Linked DNA regions of Homo sapiens: region 1 is linked to region 2. Evidence: read pairs that join two places in POLR2A ChIA-PET (ENCODE). Cell type or tissue: Panc1. All regions are shown on one strand.

Evidence for each region. Peaks named below come from ENCODE experiments on the same cell type or tissue, not always from the same donor. Only the 100,000 strongest peaks of a DNase experiment are listed, where the experiment ranks them.
Region 1: POLR2A ChIA-PET joins it to region 2 with 5 read pairs; 2 of 35 experiments call an interaction of 5 or more read pairs at or near these places.

What each region holds. Positions count from the first base shown.
Region 1 is chr14:91,119,150-91,121,649 of GRCh38, reverse strand. The region is part of intron 1 of DGLUCY (D-glutamate cyclase); the gene reads right to left. Among named protein-coding and RNA genes, the nearest start is that of SNORA11B, 6.0 kb to the left of the region's middle. RefSeq lists an enhancer at 1,106-2,305. In Panc1, no CTCF peak of the experiment used is centred here; a DNase peak (open chromatin) is centred at 1,529.
Region 2 is chr14:90,749,643-90,752,142 of GRCh38, reverse strand. All of the region lies in intron 3 of TTC7B (tetratricopeptide repeat domain 7B), which reads left to right. Among named protein-coding and RNA genes, the nearest start is that of TTC7B-AS2, 54 kb to the right of the region's middle. In Panc1, no CTCF peak of the experiment used is centred here; no DNase peak of the experiment used is centred here.

The DNA of each region.
Region 1 (2,500 bases), 370 kb before region 2:
TATTATTATTATTATTATTATTATTATTATTATTATTATTTTTGAGATGGAGTCTCACTCTGTCACCCAGGCTGGAGTGCAGTGGCGCGATCGCCACCACATCTGGCTAATTTTTGTATTTTTAGTAGAGATAGGGTTTCACCATGTTGGCCAGGCTGGTCTCGAACTCCTGATTTCAGGTGATCCACCCACCTCGGCCTCCCAACGTGCTGAGATTACAGGCGTGAGCCACTGCGCCCAGCCAAAAATATTATTTCTTGAAGAAAGAGTTACAGACATCCCCACAGGAGAGGAGGGTCTTCTCAGAAGCTTAGGTACAGAGCAGGTAGCATGATTGGAGGTGGAGTAGGACATGGAAAGAGCCATACAGTTCACTCTTTTGCCATTTACAGAGCACTTTCTGTGTGTCGGGAAATGTGCTTAAGCACTGGAGCTGCTAATGAGGAAGAGGCAAGGAAAACTGTGTTGACAGTGTCAGGCAGGTATGGCCTGGGAGACATTGCATGAGCTTTGACAGACAGCTGGAAATCAGCACTAGGAGAAAGGCTGAAGAAGTCTCTGTAGGTGACAGTGTGAGTGGTTGGCACACCTGGGGTAAAGAGGGAGAGGGGCTGGGAAGATAGACAAAGAGATGCTTGGGAGGGAGCATGTGCATAACCTGAAGGAGTATGAGCTTCATCTAAGAGCCCCAGGAGCACTAAGGGTAGGAGGATCCCCTGAACAGGCAGCACTTGGTGGAGGATGAATGTGAAGAAGAACATCCCTCAGAGACCCTCTGTCGTAAGTATTTGAGAAGCAATCCAGGCTTTCCCCAAAGTGAGAGAATGAGAGGAAGGGCTGATTTGAGGAACTGGAAGAGGTAGACTTGCCAGAACCTGATACCTGATTGAATGTATGCAAAAGGTGCAACGAAAGAAAGGAATCACAAATAATTATCAGGGCCAGGTGGGGTGGCTCATGCCTGTAATCCCAGCACTTTGGGAGGCTGAGGCAGGTGGCTCACCTGAGGACAGAGTTCAAGACCAGCCTGGCCAACATGGTGAAATGCTGTCTCTACTAAAAATACAAAAATTAGCCAGGCGCGGTGGTGGGTGCCTGTAATCCCTGCTACTCAGGAGGCTGAGGCAGGAGAATGGCTTGGACCCAGGAGGTAGAGGCTGCAGGTTGCAGTGAGCTGAGATAGCGTGATTGCACTGCAGCCTGGGTGACAAGAGTGAAACTCCATCTCAAAAAACAATAATAATAATAATTATCAGATTTCTTTTTCCTGGGATGGGCAACTAGCTAACTGTGCCATTCATGAAAATAAATACAAGAAGAGACTGATGAGGAATTTGGTTTTAGAATGCTAAGTAGGAGGAGCCTGTGAGACAGCCCCAGGCAGAGGTCCATGACAGGGTGGACATTCAGCACCAGAAGTCAGGAAGGACACCTGCCCGGAGGAGGGAGAGCTGCGAGTCATCAGCTTTTGCGTGGCTGAGGACACTAAGTGTATTAGTCAGGGTTCTCTAGATGGGACAGGACTAACATGACGAGGAGTTTATTAAGGAGTATTGACTCACACCATCACAAGGTTAAGTCCCACAATAGGCTGTCTGCAAGCCGAGGAGCAGGGAAGCCAATCCAAGTCCCAAAACCTCAAAAGTAGGGAAGCCAACAATGCAGCCTTCAGTCTCAGGCCAAAGCCCTGAGAGCCCCTGGCAAACCACTGGTGTAAGTCCAAGAGTCCAAAGCTGAAGAACTTGGAGTCAGATGTTTGAGGGCAGGAAGCATCCAGCACGGGAGAAAGATGAAGACTGAAAGACTCAGCCAGTCTAGTCCTTCCATGTTCCTCTGCCTGCTTTTGTCCTAGATGAGCTGGCAGCTGATTATATGGTGCCCACCCAGACTGAGGGCGGGTCTGCCTCTCCCAGTTCACTGACTCAAATGTTAATCTCCTTTTGGCAACACCCTCACAGGAACAAGACTTTACATCCTTCAATCCAATCCAGTTGACACTCAACATTAAGCCATCACACCGAGGGAGAGGGCAAAAGGCAGGAAGGGCTGTGGGTGGAACACAGAGACCCAGAGGATATTTAGGGAGTGAGTGGAACAGGAGGTCTCTTTGAAGGAAATGGAAAAAAAATGTCTAGCAAAGTAGGGTGGGAACTTAGAAAGAGTAGCACTGCAGTGAGAAAGAGTCTTCAGGTATGGGAGCACAGTGGTACCAAAGGTCCAGAAAGACAAGGTCAGATCAAGGTAGAAAAGCCTGGGAAATTTGGTCAGGGAAACAGAGTGGGTCAGGGAATATGAGTGAAAGGATATGTACAACTCTGAGGTATATCATTTAGAAGGGAGCTGTTTGCCCTCTAATTCCTCCCCTCTTCGCACTACAGGCAGGAACAGAAGGTGAAGGTGATGTTGAGTCACTTTTGACTATGCAGAAAAGGGAGCAACAAGATGGAGGAAGCTGGGTTCCTGAATGACCCTGTGGAGCAGAGTTGTTTGCCTGTCCTGG
Region 2 (2,500 bases):
TGGGCATGTTTGAGCTTTTAAAAGTATAGAGGGTCCTCAGCCTGCTACTCAGCTAGCTGCCCAGCACCCCTCCCCGTGTGATGTCCCATTGGTCTGCTGGCTTCTGTCTAGCACCTTTGCTTTCCACACTCCACCCTGTGCACTCAGCAGTCCTTGTTGCCCCTCTAGGACATTACCCAGAGCAGATGCATTGGCCCCAGCTAATGGGCTCCCTTATAAGGGGCTTCCACTTCTGACTCCTGCATGGACCTTGGGCAAGTCACTTAACTTTTCTGAGACTCTTATTCTTTTCCCACGAGATAGAGAGGAGAATAGTACCTATTGAACAGGACCAAACAGGCACATGGAAGGGGTTTGAAAGCAAGTGTAATTATAATTTTATCATCATTAATTTATTTAAAATGTGTTACCTAGGCTGGGGCCAGTGGCTCATGTCTATAATCCCAACACTTTGGGAGGCCAAGGCAGGAGCATCTCTTGAGGTCAGGAGTTTGAGACCAGCTTGGACAACACAGTGAGACACTGTCTCTACAAAAAATAAAAATAAAAAATAAAAAATAAAAAAATAAATAAAAAGAAATTAGCAAGGTGTGGTGGCATGCACCTGTAGTCCCAGCTACTCAGGAGGCTGAGGCGGGAGGATTGCTTTGAGCCCAGGAATTCAAGGCTGCAGTGAGCTGTGATTATGCCACTGTACTGCAGCCTGGTAGACAGAGTAAAACCCTATCTCTTAAAAATAAAGTAAAAGGTGTTACTCTTCTTAGAAAGGGCATTTCAGAAGTGAGTTTATCTGTGGGAGCGCTCTTGTGTGGCAGGGAGATAAATTTTGGGTTGCGTGGCAATTCATTGTTCTTTAAATCACACAACTCAGTCAGCCACTTTTAGCACTCATGCTTTACAGCTGGTCATGGTTGGTGAGAAAGCACTGAATTTCCACCCTTTTTGTACATCACTTTAACTTTGGAGATGTAGATCTTATTGAGATGTTTACTAGGCATTGCTGTCATACCACTGTTTTTCAAGTCTGCTTTTCACTTATTTTTGTCAGGCATGTCTCTGGAAAAAAGAAAATAAGTAAAAACATTATTGATGATAGCTTCCCAAATTGACAGTACATCATCTGACATTTTAATGGGGACCAATTTTGTCCATGACCTCAGGACTCTGCTTCTCAGACAGTGTTGATATGATCCTGGACACTCGAAAATTTATAGACCAGTCCAGAGGGCCTGTAAATAGCTTCTGACAGAGAGCTAAATTTTCTGGAACTGAGCTGCATAGGCACAAACTCACTGTGATAAATCAAGACTCTGCCATTGCTCTGAGATGTGTCCATGGAATAAATGTGTACATGGAATAAATGCCATAGCATGTGGGAGAGGGAAAGGAACAATACTTAATTAATTTAATACCTTAAAGGGCCTTCTGCTCAAGAATGGACTTATTGCTAGGAATCAATTTGCCAGCTGAGACTTTGAGTGTCCACATACCTGCCTAATTAGAACATGAACCCACAGGAAACACTAGTTTCTCCTCACTGTGGAGGATTAAGTTGTGTAGCTGGTTTGAATCTTCTTACTGACCATACATGACTGTGGATTGCTGCCCTAGATGATTGGTTTTCAAGTATTTTAAGAACATGATAAAATATAGATGATAGTAAAATTATGTTGAACTGGATTTGGCCTTTCTTTGATTCACTGGCTTGGCAGGTCTCTGAGAGCCTTGGTCATTTTCATGAGCATTAGTGGTCAGAGTCCAGCCTGAAGCAGTACAAAATGCCTAAAAGTACACTCAATTTTTCCTGACCCTTTGACATACTCTGGGGAATTAGTTTTTTAAATATTAAATCCCTGATATCAACTTGCACAGTATTCTTGCTTTTCATATAAGCAGAAGGCAGACTATGAAATGATCTATCTCTTTGTGTTGTTTTTGGTGGTTTTAATTTTGCGCAAGTGAGCACTTAAAGCATATTTGGGAAGGTAATGCTTCCAAATCTGCGATTTGCTTTTGAGTAGCTTTGGAACTATTCTGGCAAATGGTGAATTTGTTCATTTTATTTATATTCTCTTCCAATGAAAATGTCAAGAGGTTATAACAGTTCACACTAGAGAGAGGCTACTTATTGATTATTTTCAATTGCATAAACAACATTGGTGCTAACTGGAAAGAAAATGAATATTGAGAACCTAGGCTGGAGGGCCATTGAAAGTTATTAGAACCGTATTCCTTATTTCAGAAAGTTTAGTAAAGACGTGGATGGTAAAAATAGACCTACATCAAATTTCTAGAGATGAAAACTACCATGTCTGATATGAAAAGTACACTGGATGTGATTAATGGCAGATTAGACATTGCAAAAGAAAAGATTAGTGAACTTGAAGACATAGCAATAGAAATTATCCAAAATGAAAGAAAGAAAAATTATTATTATTGGCCAGGTGCGGTGGCTCATGCCTGTAATCCCAGCACTTTGGGAGGCCGAGGCAGGTGGATT